5 separate regions of the Homo sapiens genome follow, and all the other regions are linked to region 1. The links are chromatin contacts, found by Hi-C or POLR2A ChIA-PET in ENCODE. All regions are on one chromosome and are shown on one strand. The core of a region is the stretch at or near the end of the contact, and the rest is flanking DNA. Distances in the headings are between cores, read along the strand shown.

Region 1 (3,139 bases), core at 412-2,911:
AGAGACAGGGTTTCCCTTTTTGGCCAGGCTGGTGTCAAACTCCTGACCTTGGGTGATCCCCGCAACTCAGCCTCCCAAAGTGCTGGGATTGCAGGCGTGAGCCACTGCGCCTGGCCGCAGTTTTGATTCTGGAAGGCTGACCTTAGGGAGCCACTGCCTCGGCTCCACACACCCCAGAGGAGATGGGGGTCAGAGGTGTGGATGCAGGACAAGCACTGGCCCTGGGCTGGCCTCGACTGCTGAGTCCCAGGCTACTGTGTCTGAAAATGGGAAATTGTAAAATGGAGCAGGTGTAGGCAACAATTTGGTCACAAAAGGAAAATCAACTGGGGAGGAAGACAAGAAAAGCCAGCGAGGGCTGAGTCCGGAACCTGCGTCAGCACCCGTGAGTCCCCGAAGAGGAAGCTCCACAGGACCTCCGCGGTCAGCCCGGCTCCTGGGCCACACCCTGACATTAGCCCTCCCGGGGCACACTCTGTGTTGGTTTTTTAAAATTCTGATGGCTGATTTCCTGGGTTTGAGCTCCTAGCCCTGCCAACTACTAGCTGTGTGACCTCCCCTCCGGCTTCAGGTTCCTCTTCTGTGAAATGGAGACAGTAATAACTACTTCAAAGATTGTGGTGAGGATTAAAAACAAAACAAACACATCCCCCAAACCGCAAAACCACACTTCACCTACAGTCCACAGCGCTTAGTGGAGACCCTAGAGAACAGCAATTACTCGATACACTATTGGCTTTCATTGCAACTCTTCCAGGAATAAAATGAATGAAATGTTAGTTGAGGAAAGGATGCAACAAGGGGGAACAAAGGCACACATGTATCTCATCAAAGCAAACCGCTTTGTTCTCGATATGACTGTGACATGGGTGTTCAGACGCTAACACCAGCGTTCGCCAGCTGTGTTACCCTGAGAGTGTCATTTCACCTCTCAGGGCCTCAGTTATCTATAAAATGGGAATGACATGGCACTTGTCCCTGCAGGCCATCAGGAAATGCTTGGAAAGCATGTTTCGAGGTGCCTGGGGCACAGTCAGCTGTCAAAGGGGGATGGCTATGCTGTCCCTTTCTATTTTTTTTTTTTTTTTCTGAGATGGAATCTCACTCTGTCACCCAGTCTGGAGTGCAATGGCGACATCTCAGCTCACTACAACTTCCACCTCCCGGGTTCAAGCGATTCTCCAGCCTCAGCATCCCGAGTAGCTGGGATCACAGGCATGCGCCACCATGCCCGGTTAATTTTTGTAATTTTAGTAGAGATGGGGTTTCGCCATGTTGGCCAGGCTAGTGTCAAACTCCTGAGCTTAAACAGTCCACCTACCTCGCCTCCCAAAGTGCTGGGATTACAGGCGTGAGCCACCACGCCCAGCTGGTCTACTATTCTTTAGGATACTGCTATTGTCATCATGATCTGGACCAAGCGAAACAGGAGGAAAGAGAAGTAGAAATCTCACCCCGGGAGCTACCGCTGGTCCTTGGAAGGAAGAAGTACTGTACCTTCTCTGCCCGGGTCAGCAGGAGCCTGGGCCATGCTGACAGCAGCTGCAAGGAGTCGGAGAGACTTGGCAGGTGTGCAGGCTTCTGCACTGTGGCCCTGAGAGGGTGGGCTAGGTCGAGGCTGGGGCTTCTGAAGTGGCCGAGCCTGGTGCTTCTTGCAGCTCTGAACCCACAAGGGGAGGGATGCCAGCTTCCACTGGGCAGGTGTCAGCTGCTTACAGCCCGGAAATAGATGCCTAGCCAGGCCGGCCAGATTCGGTTTCAGGAGAAAAAGAAAATGAAACTTCTCTGTTCGTCTTTTGAAAGAAAAAAAAAGTGGAAGCCAGGTGGATGAGCAAGACAGAGTTGGGGACCTGACTTGATGTTGACAGGGAGGAGCTGTAAACTTGGCAAGACCAGAGCGTCCTCCGAAGAGGCCTTTGAGACAGAGGACTTCCCTCACCTTCCCCGTTCCAGGCACAGCCCACCTGGACCTCTACATTTTTATTTTCTGAATCAGCATCAGAGAACTGAAGAAAATAAAAATAAAAAAAAGAGCATGCACCACGTGGAGGGGGATGCCAGGGCGTGGCATCACTCTGATGATGTGAGGGGCTGGGGCTGGTTATCTGGTTTCTGTGTTTTTGTTTGTTTTTGAGACAGGGTTTCTGTCATCCAGGCTGGAGTGCAGTGGCGTGATCACGGCTCACGGCAGCCTCGACCTTCCGGACTCCAGCGATCCTCCCACCTCTCAGCCTCCCTAGTAGCTGGGACCACAGGCCTAGACCACCATGCCCGGCTAATTTTTGTATTTTCTGTAGAGATGGGGTTTCATCGTGTTGCCCAGGCTGGTCTCAAACTCCTGGGCTCAAGCGATCTGCCTGCCTTGGCCTCCCACAGTGCTGGGATTCCAGCCGCAAGCCCCCACGCCCGGCCCCGCTGGTTCCTGTAGTACTTCCTCCTCGGGGACTCACAGGTGCTACAGAGGCACCGTCCCCAGCTCTCAGTGGCTTTTCTTGTCTTCTTCCAGTTTGTTTCCCTTGCCCACACTAGGGGCAGAACATTTAGGTGCGTGAAGGCCCTGAGATTGTTCTTGTGTGTATCCATGTGAGCCTCTTTAATGAACACCTATTATGCGTTTTCCAATCTCAAGTGCTCCTCCAACCCATCTACAGGGTAGGGGCCAGTTCTGTCTTCTTCTCAGGGGGGAAACTGAGGCTAGAAAGGCAAGATCACTTGTCCAAGGCCACACAGAGTCCATGACAGAGCTTGTCCTGTCCATTCCCCAATTGTGTTTCCTGATCTATAACACCCAGAAGTCACTGGTGAATCACCCTTAGTGCACAGATGGCGTGGAGTTCCCCGCCTCATCATAAAACTTGCTTATTAATTCCAGAGTCAGATGCCTGGGGTCAGCAGCCGAGTGGTTCGGAATGCAAGCCTGGGTCAGCATGCTTGGGTCCAAACCTGGCTCCGCCATTTACCGGCTGTGTGACCTCGGACAAATTATTTAACCCCTCTGTGCCTCAGTTTCCCCATGTGTAAAAGGACTTAATCAAAGGACCTAGCGCATGGGGTCGAGGTGAGGACCTAAGGGGCTGATACAGCCCAGCTGTCGGGCTAGAGCCCCAGAGCCATCCGTAGTCACGGGCACCGTGGTCAC
Region 2 (3,139 bases), core at 212-2,711, 1.4 Mb after region 1:
GGGAGGGCCTTAGTTTCCCCTTCCTCTTTGCTAAGAGCCTCCCTACCCTACTCCTGCCAAAAGCCTAAGATAGAAACCCACCAGGCTGGAGGTAGTGACCAGGTTAGGCCATGGGCTGTAGCCAACTAGCCTCACCCAATATTCCAAGCCCAGGACAGGCTTTCATCTGTGCTGAGAAGCAGTTTACTTCTGTATCCTCAAATACAGCCTGGGGACTCAGTGATTTTGCATTTCTGTTTCTATCCCAATGGCTGAGGTCACAAGCTTTGGGGGAGAGAGGGCACCTGGCAGCCACTTGTCACTGGGATTCAGTCCTAGTCCTGCCTGTCACCCAAAAGCCCCAGAATGACCCAGCTTGGGTCACCTCAGCAGAGGGCAAAGGCCCGCGCTCCTCGGCCTTAGCACCCCAGCCCAGGCTGACCTGGCCTTGAATCACAGGCCCCTGGAACCGCGGGCTGAGCTGCCTGGGCCTATAAACAGGCAGCCGGGATGGGCTTTCCTGGCCCACAGTCAAAGGGCGGCCACTCACCCGCCATAGCGCTGGTGCTGGCGTGGGCCCAGCAGGAGCCGCAGTATTGGGGGATGTGCTGGTTCCGGGTGATGCTGGCATAGTTGACACCATCCACATTGCGCCAGTCCCAGCTCTTGGGCAGATCCGCTGGGGACAGGTACTCATGAGGCCGGGGGTATGTGCTGAGAAGAGATCATCCCCACCCAGATCGGTGCTGGGGCTCCCGGGGGCCGTGGGCCCAGGAAGCCCTCGGTAGGGCCCTCCCGCCTTTCCCAACACCTGAGGGCATGGGAGTGGGGCCACAATCACCAGAGGTGAGCCAGGTGTGGGCCCACCTCACACTAGGAGGCTCCAGCGCTCTCAGAATGTGAAGGAGGCAGGGCACCCCCGAAAGGAGGGAACCGGGTTGCTCCCCCAGCCATGCCGCGCCGTAAGGGCCACCCCCAGAGGCCGAGGAGGTGGGGCTGGCCTGGCTTTCTGGCCAGGTGGGGCTTGTCCAACCCCACAAACATCAGGGCTCACCCTGGATGTGGAAGAGAAGGAGCGACCCCCAAAACGAAGCGGCTGGATCTGACCTTCCAAGGCCTGTTGGCGACGCAGGGCCCCCAGGAGGCAGAGCGCGCGCCTGGCCCGGGCGATGGGCCTCCCGTCCCCCCAGGGCTGCCTCCCCGCCGGTGCCCACCTGCGCCCCAGCGGAGCCAGCCCGTCCCCCCGCAGAGGCCGGTAGCAGGTCTGTCCCCGGCGGAAGTAGAGGCCGCCCTGCGCCGCGCCCGCCAGCAGCACGAGCAGCAGAAGCGGCCGCCACCCTGGCCCGCGCCTCGCCATGGCCCCGCGCCGGCTCCTGGGTCCCGCTCCGGATCCCGCTCCGAGTCCCAGATCCCGCGCCGGCTCCCGCTCTGGATCCCGCCCCGGCCTCGGCCTCGGCCCAGCACCCGGCCGACCCCGCACTTTGGGCCCCTGCCCCGCCCGGCCCTTAAGGCTGCGGCGGCCAGGCCGGGACACTCCCCCGGGGCGGGGCTGTCCCATCGCTGCTCCTGCCCCGCCCGGTGACCCCTGCCCTCCCCGCCCGGCTCCGCGCCCCGCTCCCTCCCTGGCTCCGGGGCACCTGAACTCGCGGGCCAGGCGCGAGGTCGCCGGGCAGACCCCAGCCTGACCCCGCCGCCGGCCGCCGCCCTGAGCGCGGGACTGTCCGGCTGGACTCATTTGCCGGGGTTCCTGGCTTCGGGGTGGGGGGCCGCAGGCTCATGGGCCCCCTTGGCCCTGCATTCCTGGGGCCCTGAGCCCTGGGGAGAGGCCCCCAGCCTCACATCTGGGCCCAGGCCTCCCCTAGGAAGGGATCCTGGGATGCGGCCACCGCCCCCAAAGAAGGGTCCCCGCGCCTGGCTTTCTAAACCCCTTTTCCCAAAGGCCCAGGCCCTTTCGGGGGGACGGTTCCCTTTTGCAGAGAAGGAAGGAGGGATCCTTCTAGAAAATGCCCCAAAGGAAGATTCCACTTGGCGCAGGCATCAGGAGTTATCCAATGTGACTTCCAAAGACGCCTTGAAAAGGTTTTCTGCTAACGAAACTCTTCTTAGTCAAATGAGGAACCAAAAGCAGAAGTGGCCCCCCAGGACGTGGTTTTGTAACTGGGGGAGGGCTTCTCGCTCCCTGCGGCCCCTCTGTTTGTCATGGCCCTTGGGCCCACACCATGGCCTTCTTCTCTGGTAAGAACAGGGCCCGGCATTCTGGGCTGCGACCTGACAGGCCCCTGCTGGGGGCCCTTGGCACAGGGCCCACAGATGAGCTTGCCTGACTCTCTCCATACTCAGTGGCACTCACCACATTCCAAGCGTGCCACGTGGGCAAGGGGAAGTCACAGTGGCTGCCTCCTGACTTCCAGAAGCTTCCATGACCATTCCCGGAAGCGCTGAGGTGGCCATGGAATCCCCGCATGACTGTCCGAGTGGAGAGCAAGGCTGGAGAGCTGCTTCGTCAGCCCAGAAGTTTCAGTCCTTGTTCCCCAAAAAGTGGTCACTGAGGCAAAGTGTGGCCCCGGGGCTCTACCTACTGATGTGTCTCTTATTTGTTTGGCAAGTCGCTCATGGAAACCATTAGTGTCCATCAGTCATCAGAAGGCGGGGTGGGGTGGCCATCCTGGGAGAAGTCCCCAAGCTTGAGCTGGCGGTGGGGGTGGGAGCGAGGCCTCCCAACCTCTGGGCATAAAAGGAGTGGAAAGAGAATTGCCAAGAGGGGGCCTTTCTTCCTCCCATGTCAACCCTCTGGCCTCCCTGACTATAGGAGCTGGGTCCTTGTGAGGAAGAAACCCAGACACAGCTGCCCTTGCCAGGTCATCAGGTGGCATCTACCAAAGCGGCCGGTTTTTGGCTTCTTCTAAAGAAAAAGCTAAGAACTCACAAAATTGTGTGGTAAGAGATATCGTGCCCCTCCCTCCAGGTACCCATAGTTATGATCCAGGTACTGTGAAGTCCAACAGCACATTCTACAGCATGAGAAACAAGCCTGGAGAGGGGAGGGCCCCTTGTGCTTGGCCTCTGATGCCTGAGCTGTGATGTCCTGGGCCCTGGTCCCTGAATCTGGGTGAAAAGGCACCCAAGGTGTAAGCTTTTCTTTCCTGTAGCATGGGGAGAG
Region 3 (2,614 bases), core at 115-2,614, 1.3 Mb after region 1:
CAAGAACCCGGCGCGGGAGGCGCTCCCCGAAAAGTTCCTAACAGACAAGGAGCGCAAGAAGCTCGAGAAGAAGCTGCTGGAGCAGAGGCGAAAGGAGGAGAAGAAGAAGGAGAAGGAGAGGAAGAAGATGGAGAAGATGCTGAAGAAGAAGAAGAAGAAGGTGCCAGAAGCCCAGGAGGAGGCCCGATGCCCCGAGGCCGCCGCCGCCGCGGCCGCCGCCGACGACGACGAGGGCGCCGAGGAGGGCGCCGTCGGGGGCGCCGAGGAGGGCGCCGCCGCCGGGGGCACGAGTAGGGCCTGGGCTGACTGGGACACGGACTCGAGCGACGAGGACGACGCCTACTACGCGGCGCCGCGCGTTGGGGGCATCGTGTGGCGGCCCGGGCCGCTCAAGGCTGGCGCGCTGAGCGCCCACCTGCCCCTCGTGGTGTTCCTGGTCTTCTCGGTGCGCAGCCCCTCGTGGGTGCTCAACTTCCTGCTGCAGAAGCGCACGGAGCAGGGCCGCGGCTGCGGCTTCGTGTTCGGGGCGACCTGCTGCTTCCGAGTGTTCCTGGGCTGCGCCTTCTTCTCCTACTTGGGCGGCCGCGCCAAGCGCAGAGGCCGCGGGCGCTCCGGGGCCAGAGGCGCCTTCGGCTCGGGCCATGGCGCCCGGCGCCGGGGGCGCGAGGAGCGGCTCATCTAGTCAGACCCCCCACCCCGCCACCGCCACCAGACACCACCATCGCTGTGTAGTGTGGGTTTTTATTCGTGTTCGTGTGTGTGTGTGGACACATTTTCCTTTTCGGTTGCTCTGTCCTTTGGTTCGTGCTCGCCTCGCTTTTTCCACACTCCTGCTCTCTGGCTCTCTGTGTCTCTCGCTCTTTCGAAAATTTTCCTAAGTCCGGGCGCGCGCTCCCTCCCCTTCCGCCCACCCCAGCCCCTCGGCGGCGCCCGCGGGAGGGGGAGGAGGCCTCGGGGGCGCCGGGCGACGCGGTCCGGGGGGTGGAGCGTTGGCGTCGTGCGAGGGGTCGTCACTGGCGCGGAGACGCCCCCTCTCCCCCCTCGGCTCAGCCGGGCTGCTGCCCGAGCCCGGGGGGTGGGGGGCGTCTCCCCGGCCCGTCCCGTCCCCGGCCGGGCGCGGGCGGAGGGACCCCCTCCCCGGGCTCCCGGGGGGCCGCCTCCCTCCGCCGGCTCCCGCCCTCCCAGCCGCCGCCGCCGCCGCGGCCGCTCCTCGGCCCTCCTCCTCCTCCTCCTCCTTCCACCCCCCTCGCCGCCGCCGCCTCCTCCTCCCCCCGCCTCCCCCCGCCCGCCGCGGCGCTTTTGGCTCGGGGCGGCGGCGGGGGCCCGGCCGAGGCAATAAGAGCGGCGGCGGCGGCAGCGGCGGCAGCAGCTCCCGCAGCTCCTGCTCTGGTCCGCCTCGGCCCGGCGGCGGCCATCAGCCCCCTCGGCCTCGGCTCGAGGGGCGGGGAGCTGCGCGCGCCCCTCGGTCCGACCGACACCCTCCCCTTCCCGCCCGTCCGCGCGCCCCGCGGCCCGCGGCCCGCAGTCCGCCCCGCGCGCTCCTTGCCGAGGAGCCGAGCCCGCGCCCGGCCCGCCCGCCCGGCGCTGCCCCGGCCCTCCCGGCCCGCGTGAGGCCGCCCGCGCCCGCCGCCGCCGCAGCCCGGCCGCGCCCCGCCGCCGCCGCCGCCGCCATGGGCTGCCTCGGGAACAGTAAGACCGAGGACCAGCGCAACGAGGAGAAGGCGCAGCGTGAGGCCAACAAAAAGATCGAGAAGCAGCTGCAGAAGGACAAGCAGGTCTACCGGGCCACGCACCGCCTGCTGCTGCTGGGTAAGGGCGGGCGGGGGGCGCCGGCCCCGGCCCGGGGGCCCTCGAAGGGCGCCCCGCAGGCCGCGCGCGCCGAGCCCGCCCCCCGCCCCGGGCGCGCGCTCCCGAGCCCCCCGCCCGTTCGCGGGCTCTGTCTGTGGGGGGCGAGGCCGGAAGGGGGACCCAGGGGCGCGGATTCGGCCGGGCGGGGGCTCAAAAACGGGGCGGGGGGCCGTGGCGACGCGGGCGCGGGTCCCCCTCCCCCGGCCTGCCCGCTCAGTGTCTCTCTCTTGCTCTCGCTCTCGCTCTCCCCCTCTTTCTCTCTTTCTCTCTTTTTCCGCGAGGCCTACACGACGCCAGGGGTTTGGGTGCGTGTTGGGGAGGGGGAGGGGGAGCCCATGGGGCTCCGGAGACTGCGACAAAAAGAGGGTTTCGGGGACAGGAAACCGGGTGGCGGGTAGAGGGAGGGGGACCCGCCTCCGTGGGGTGTGAGATTTGTTGGGAGAGGGAAAGAGGGGAAGAAAGGGGCGAGGAGAGGAGGGGGTGACGCTGGGGGGCGCCGTGGTGGCGGAGGGGGCCTCGCCAAAGGGAGGCTTTGGCGGGGAGAAGTGGCCGAGGAGAGTGGGGGGGCTGGTGACATCAGCCCCTCGGAAAGGATCGGAGCGGTAAAGGTGGTGCAGTGGGGGGGAGGGGGCGCAAGGGAGTCGTGGCGCCGGAGTCGGGAGGGGGGCGGCGAGGGGAGGAGGGAGGGCGGTTGCCGCTGGGCGCGACTTGGTGCGTTTCGGGCAGGACCGACTGACTGTGTGTGCGCGGAGCAGACGTGTCCCGG
Region 4 (3,139 bases), core at 307-2,806, 1.2 Mb before region 1:
CAGAAATTTTATTTCTAGAACTGCTATGGAAATATACAAGCAGGCAAATATATGTCTGGATGAGGAGGCTGTAGCCATTATGGCATAGAAAACTCAAAGAGGCCTAAATGTTTATTAACAGTGGATTGGTTATACATATCTTGGCATATCACCACAACAAGCTGCTGTGCAGTTGTTTAAAAAAAGAATGAGGCATTTATAAGAGGGAAGAAAGATCTATTTAAACAAAAACCAAACAGATATAAACTCAAAAAAGAGGCAGGGCGCAATGGCTCATTCCTGTAATCCCAGCACTTTGGGAGGCGGAGGCGGGCAGATCACAAGGTCAGGAGTTCGAGACCAGCCTGGCCAACATAGTGAAACTCCGTCTCTATTAAAATACAAAAAATTAGCTGGGCATGGTGGCAGGCACCTGTAATTCCAGCTACTCGGGAGACTGAGGCAGGAGAATCACTTGAACCTGGGAGGGGAAGGTTGCAGTGAGCTGAGATCGCACCATTGCTCCCCAGCCTGGACGCCAAGAGTGAAACTCCATCTCAAAAATAAACAAACAAACAAAAAACTCTAAAAAGGAATTCTGTATGTGAGTGTGTATGTGCATGTGTGCTCTCACACTGAGACTGAGAAGAACATGCTCCAGGCATAGTTACCCCAAGGAAGGGGAACTGGTTAAAGAGAAAGGGAGCAGTAAGCTGGGGCCTTTATTTTATTCATTCCTGTGTCCTCAGCACGTGGGACCAGGCCTGGCCTGGGGTAGGTGCTCAATACATATCTGACAAACAAACAAATTAGGAAGTTGATTTTTATGTCATATTGAACATGTATGACATCTGTAACTTTTTAAAATATCAATTATTTTGTTTTTTTGAGACTGGGTCTCGCTCTGTCTCCCAGGCTGGAATGCAGTGGTGCAATCACTGTTCACTGCAGCCTCAAACTCATGGCCTCCAGCAATCCTCCTGCTTCAGCCTCCCAAAGTGCTGGGATTACAGGTGTGAGCCACCATGCCTGGCCTAAAGTATCAATTTTTAAAAACAGAGGAAAAAGAGCATTCATTAAATGTAGAATGGGCTAGGCTTGGTGGCTCATTCCTGTAATCCCAGCAGTTTGGGAGGCCAAGGCAGGAGGATTGCTTGAGCCCAGGAGTTTGAGACTAGCCTGGGCAACATAGTGAGACCTCATCTTTACTAATAATAATAAAAAATAATTAGGCAGGCGTGGTGGCAGGCACCTATAGTCCCAGCTACTCAGGAGGCTGTGGAAGGAGGACCCTTTGAGCCCAGGAGATTGAAGCTGCAGAGAGCTATTATTACTACGGCGCCCCTGCACTCCAGCCTGGGTGACTGACCGGGACCCTGTCTTAAAAAATAATAAAACAAATGCAGAATGAAAACTTTTTTTAATAAGGAAAAGAATTAAAGTAAGGAAGGAGAAAAAGAATGCGCTATTTCCCTCAAAGCCCTGGCCTTCATGAGGTGTTGAGATGTAGAGCAGATGTGCACAGGCCTCAGTCACTGCAGGCATTTCCTGCCATCAGATGCTTTGCTTTCAGCTCCCATGACACATCCCACCCGGCCACAGCTCTGGCAGAGGGTCTTGGCAAGGTCTGTGTGCAGGGAAAGGCCAAGCTCCCTGAGGCATGTGCTGTGGGGGCCCCAGGAATGTGCTACTCACCATTCAGGCCTTCTCCACACCAGCTTCCAAGGTTGTCTTCAAACAGGAAAGTGTTGATTCCTTAGAAGATTTTGAATACTTTACATTTTCTAACTCCCTGGGCTACAAGACATAGAACCAGACAGTTGTTACATAGAACAGCTGCCAGCACAGGCACTCGCTACAAACACCAGGAGGAAGCTGGTGGCGCCTTCTGAAGCAGTCAATGAGGTGGACACTAACTCTCTTTTCTGGAACAACTGGCCCCGATCTAGGCCTGGCATGCTCAGCTGCTGTCTGAGCAGCTGACTCGGAGCAGAGCTTTGCTGAGGTTTCTTCTAAGAACAACAAGTGACATTAACTGAAGTTAACTTGAATTTCTTCCAAAGCCATGAAAAGAAAAAACAAAAAATCAATAGCAATTCCTTCCTCTCCCTGAAAGGAAAACAGATGCGCTGTCCTCTGTTGGTTGACCAGAGGACCCTCGAAGACCACTTCACAATCAGTTAAGTTTTCTGATCCACAGAAAAGGCTGGCAAGGCTGGCACCTCCTCCCTGCTCATGCCACTCAATACAATGACAGGCTCCTACAAGGTACTTAGTAAATACCTGTTGCATGAATGAAATTGACCAAACACAACACAAGGTTTCAAAAACATGGAGTCCACTATCAACTGCTAGACTGACATCCGTGTGAAAGGAAAGATGAGTTTACTATTGAAACTTAACTTTGAAAAATGATCAGGGCATTAGCAATGAGATTTGTCCTTGATGTTAAGTGCATCAACCATTTGAGGCCTTGCTTGTGCAGGCTGTGGCAAACAACAGAAACCGCAAGGAAATTCAGGGGGGGTCCCTTTAACCACTGAGCAGAGTTCTTGAGGTGGCCACAGTAAAACCCCCCAGGGGAATTTCCTGCCTTGTTTTCCTTCCTTAAGTTCCCTCCATGTCTGCCCTACCTACAAGTTTGCTCCCTTCCTTCCCTCCCTTCCTATTTATTTACTTAAAAAAAAAAATTTTTTTTTTTTTTTTTGGAGGCAGAATCTCGCTCTGTCACCCAGGCTGGAGTGCAGTGGCGTGATCTCGGCTCACTGCAACCTCTGCCTCCTGGGTTCAAGAGATTCTCCTGCCTCAGCCTCCCAAGTAGCTGGGAACACAGGCTCCCACCACCACGCCTGGCTAAATTTTTTTTGTATTTTTTAGTAGTGACAGGGTTTCGCCATGTTGGCCAGGCTGGTCTCGAACTCCTGACCTCAGGTGATCTGCCCACCTCAGCCTCCCAAAGTGCTGGGATTACAGGCGTGAGCTACTGTGCCCAGCCTATTTACTTAAACATTGTTTTAATTTATTGGCTGGGTGCGGTGGCTCACACCTGTAATCCCAGCAATTTGGGAGGCCAAGGCGGGTGGATCACCTGAGGTCAGGAGTTTGAGACCAGCCTGGCCAACATAGTGAAACCCTGTCTCTACTAAAAACACAAAAATTA
Region 5 (3,139 bases), core at 388-2,887, 1.1 Mb after region 1:
TGCCGTGTGCCTGTCTGCAACGTATTTGCAAACAGAAAAAAGAGTGAGAGATCTTCATACACACTGTTAGTACCCTTTACCAATGTGTGAAAACATTCAGCTGCTGTAAAATCTTTTGAAGAAAATAAGATCCAATTAGCGTTGACTTTTATGTCGGGAAAGCTGAGGGTTTCAAAGGAATGCCTTTCAGTCATTCAACAGCTTTTTTTTTTTTTTTTTTTTTTTTTTTTTTTTTTTTTGAGTGCCTGCTCTGTGCCAGGAACTGGAGGAAAAAAAAACAACAAAAAGTCAAAAAGACCTGCCTTCAGGATGCTGAAGCTCTAGTCTGTGGTGTTTCCAAGGGGCCAGGGACCATGGCTCAGAGCTGAGCAGACAGACCTGGAGCCTGTGGACAGGGAAGGTGAAAGCCTGGCTTGTGGCTCCCGGGGCTACAAGTTAGGGAGCTAGGGGGCCAGCTGGGAGGTCAGTGGTGGAAAACCTCTCACACCACGCCAGGGAGTTGACAGTGCTTTTTTTTCTTTTTTTCTTTTCTTTTTTTTTTTTTTTTTTTTTCATTTTTAGGCTGGTTATGAAGAAGAAACTCAAAATAACAGGAGTGGCTTATGGAACTACATGGAGGTAACAGAGGAGGGTACCAACCAAAGGCCCTTGAGCAATCAGGATGTTGGGTAACAGATTTTTGCTTTTAAATGACTCCTGGGTGGAGCTTCCCCAATGCATCGTCATTCCCTGACCCTTGCATCTGACCCTGTGGGTGGGACCCTCCGCCTCCACCATCCACTCAAGGCTCACCCCTGGCTCCTCCACCACCCGGCTCCTGCCCCACACCCCCGATGGCCTTTCCTCCCCTGTAAGGCGACTGAGGTGACTCAGGTCACCCTGCTCCTTCCTCGTCTCATCTCGTCCCTCCTTTCCTGCTTAGACTGTGCCAGATGACCCTTCTTGCAAAGGGGTGGGCGGGAAGGCCCCCCATGCAGCCAGGCAGTGCCTGGATTTGTAACTGGCCATCCCAGCAGCAGTGCCCTGGATGGAAAGCCACGTCCCTGTCACCCTCTCACATCCAGGGCAGTGCCTGGCAGAGCGGGGTCTGATAAACGCCAGGGAACCTCCGATTAAGTGAGGAGGAAGTGACCGTCCACGCTGTACCCACCATGCCAGGCAGTGGGACAAAAGGACCTGACTCAGGTCCAAGAGTCACTGGGCCCCTCCGGCCTAACTGATGGGTGGCCAGGGTGCGGGGTCCCTGGGGATCAAAAGCAGCTGCTAAGGGACCTCGGGGGACCTGCTTGGGGCCAGCCTGAGGCCTGACCGGGCGGAACTGCGTCGGGTGGGCTTGGGCCTACGTCGGCCCAGGCCCCACTGGAGGCCAGGCCCGTCCGGGAGGCGCTGCCTGGCGGGCCACGTCGCCCCGCGTGTTGGGCAGGGCCGCTAGGCCCAGGGGCGGCGCCGCTGGAGGCCGGGCGCGCGGGCCCTACTCGGCAGGGCCTGCTCGGGGCCGGCTTCGGGCCTGCCCGGCCGGGCCTGCCCGCACCCTTCCGCCCGGCCTGGCCGGCGCCCCCTCGCGCCCCGGGCGGGCCCTGCACGTCTCGCGAGCAGCCCGGAGCGGCGGGGGAGGCGGGGCCCGCGGGCTGCCGGGCAGGGCCGGGGCGGTGCCGAGGCCGGGCCGGAGCGGGGCGAAGGGGGCCGAGCGGCGGGCCGGGCCGGGCCGGGCAGGGCCGGGGCGTGGGCCGGCAGGAAGATGGCGAACGTGGGGCTGCAGTTCCAGGCGAGCGCGGGGGACTCGGACCCACAGAGCCGGCCCCTGCTGCTGCTCGGGCAGCTGCACCACCTGCACCGCGTGCCCTGGAGCCACGTCCGCGGGAAGCTGCAGCCCCGGGTCACCGAGGAGGTGAGCGGGCCGCCGGCCGCCATGCGACCCGCGCCGCGGAAGCCCAGGCCCGGGCGGCCCGCGGAGGCCCCGCCTCGCCCGCCGCACCCCCGCCGCCGCCGGGCCGGGCCCAACGAGGCCGGGCCGCCTCCCTGAAGGGCTCAGCCGCCAGGCCAGTCCTCGCCCGCGGAGGCCCAGCCCCAGGCCCCGTCGCCGGTGCGGCGCGGTGGTCCTCCTGTCAGCCCAGCCCTGCGCCCCGCGAGGCCGCGACACCTGCGGACGGCGGGGGGGGAGACGTGGCCGCTCCCAGGGCCGCGCGTCGGCCCCGCCTGGCGACAGGCCCTGGCTTCCAGAAGTTCCCATGGCAGTGTCCCCAGCTGCCTTTCCTTGGGGACACCTGGCCCCTGCCCCCTCTCTGGTGGAAGCCGCCTAAGCCCTATCCGAGTGTTGGAAGCAAAGCAGCCCCCAGCCTGGCCCTTCCAGGCTTGGTGGCTTCATCCCACCAGGGGGATGCGAGCCAGCCTAGAGACAGTTAGCTCTGCAGAGAGGCGACACATCTCCCTAAGGATGGGAAAACGGTGGCCGGGAGCTGCGCAGTGCCCTTCCAGGACTGCAGGAGTGGTTGTGGCCGTGGCTGCAGGGCAGGGCCTCCTGGCACGTGGCCGCTGTTTGAAGCCTCTGTGTCTTGTCTCTCCCTTCTGATCTAGCTCTGGCAGGCTGCCCTGAGCACGCTCAACCCCAACCCCACGGACAGCTGTCCCCTCTACCTGAACTACGCCACCGTGGCTGCCCTGCCCTGCAGGGTGAGCCGGCACAACAGCCCCTCGGCCGCCCACTTCATCACGCGGCTGGTGCGGACCTGCCTGCCGCCCGGAGCGCATCGCTGCATTGTGGTGAGTGCTTCGAGAGGAGGCAGCCACGGTGCTCCTAGTCGGGCAGCGGTGAGCTCGGGCCTGGGGAGCTCACAGCCCTGCTCAGACTGCAGCGCACGCCCAGAGGGCTGTGGACGTTATCATCCCTGCTCTGTAGACAGGGAAACAGGTCCAGAGAGACGCGGGGATTTGCCCCAGATCAGTTTTGGTGGCAAATCAGAGACTCAAACCTAGATTTCCTGAGGCCCACTTTGTGTCTGTCCCTCTGTCCCTCATTTTCATGGCTGGTCAGGCTGTTGACATCTGGTGGCCAATGTGTTATTTCTCTTGGAGCATGACCAATGGTGGTCCCATGGTTCCGGGGATGACCTGAGGGATGGGGTGGCGGCTGCTGTGGGAC

The links. Hi-C counts contacts between places; a loop is a spot of excess contacts on that map. ChIA-PET counts read pairs that join two places held with the same protein, here RNA polymerase II (POLR2A). Pooled maps may share reads with other maps.
Region 2: a map of B cell shows a loop between it and region 1 (13-fold over the local background). The contact joins the promoter of CTSZ here to the promoter of ZBP1 in region 1. A Hi-C loop is called at or near these places in 1 of 168 maps with a recorded cell type or tissue (B cell), 7 of 37 single-sample maps with no recorded cell type and 5 of 50 pooled maps.
Region 3: a map of B cell shows a loop between it and region 1 (7-fold over the local background). The contact joins the promoter of GNAS here to the promoter of ZBP1 in region 1. A Hi-C loop is called at or near these places in 3 of 168 maps with a recorded cell type or tissue (B cell and naive thymus-derived CD4-positive, alpha-beta T cell), 4 of 37 single-sample maps with no recorded cell type and 9 of 50 pooled maps.
Region 4: a pooled map shows a loop between it and region 1 (4-fold over the local background). The contact joins the enhancer-like site here to the promoter of ZBP1 in region 1. A Hi-C loop is called at or near these places in 2 of 50 pooled maps.
Region 5: a loop to region 1 is called in a map with no recorded cell type, with 5 times the contacts of the local background. The contact joins the promoter of NPEPL1 here to the promoter of ZBP1 in region 1. A Hi-C loop is called at or near these places in 1 of 37 single-sample maps with no recorded cell type and 2 of 50 pooled maps. POLR2A ChIA-PET finds 5 or more read pairs at or near these places in 1 of 52 experiments (activated B cell).

Annotation. Positions count from the first base shown.
Region 1 is chr20:57,618,765-57,621,903 of GRCh38, forward strand. ZBP1 (Z-DNA binding protein 1) reads right to left here and starts at 1,662. Exons shown (of 8, transcript NM_030776.3): 1 at 1,498-1,662. The coding sequence starts at 1,531. RefSeq lists enhancers at 1-74, 252-361, 1,442-1,491, 1,622-1,911.
Region 2 is chr20:59,005,793-59,008,931 of GRCh38, forward strand. CTSZ (cathepsin Z) reads right to left here and starts at 1,462. Exons shown (of 6, transcript NM_001336.4): 1 at 1,194-1,462; 2 at 530-693. The coding sequence starts at 1,336. RefSeq lists enhancers at 714-1,525, 2,206-2,365, 2,386-2,495, 2,636-2,715 and a silencer at 1,146-1,745.
Region 3 is chr20:58,890,057-58,892,670 of GRCh38, forward strand. GNAS (GNAS complex locus) reads left to right here and starts at 1,365. Exons shown (of 13, transcript NM_000516.7): 1 at 1,365-1,809. The coding sequence starts at 1,671. RefSeq lists silencers at 623-772, 833-1,332, 1,343-1,562, 2,433-2,522.
Region 4 is chr20:56,438,320-56,441,458 of GRCh38, forward strand. The region is part of intron 2 of CASS4 (Cas scaffold protein family member 4); the gene reads left to right. Among named protein-coding and RNA genes, the nearest start is that of CASS4, 28 kb to the left of the region's middle. Within about 2 kb of position 1,557, at least 11 of the 41 ENCODE cell types and tissues checked have a DNase peak (open chromatin) inside an H3K27ac peak, as active enhancers do.
Region 5 is chr20:58,691,163-58,694,301 of GRCh38, forward strand. NPEPL1 (aminopeptidase like 1) reads left to right here and starts at 1,638. Exons shown (of 12, transcript NM_024663.4): 1 at 1,638-1,888; 2 at 2,575-2,760. The coding sequence starts at 1,739. STX16-NPEPL1 (STX16-NPEPL1 readthrough (NMD candidate)) reads left to right here. Exons shown (of 23, transcript NR_037945.1): 9 at 1-65; 10 at 243-400; 11 at 562-618; 12 at 2,575-2,760. RefSeq lists an enhancer at 1,071-1,776 and silencers at 1,274-1,763, 1,774-1,933, 1,964-2,043, 2,064-2,153.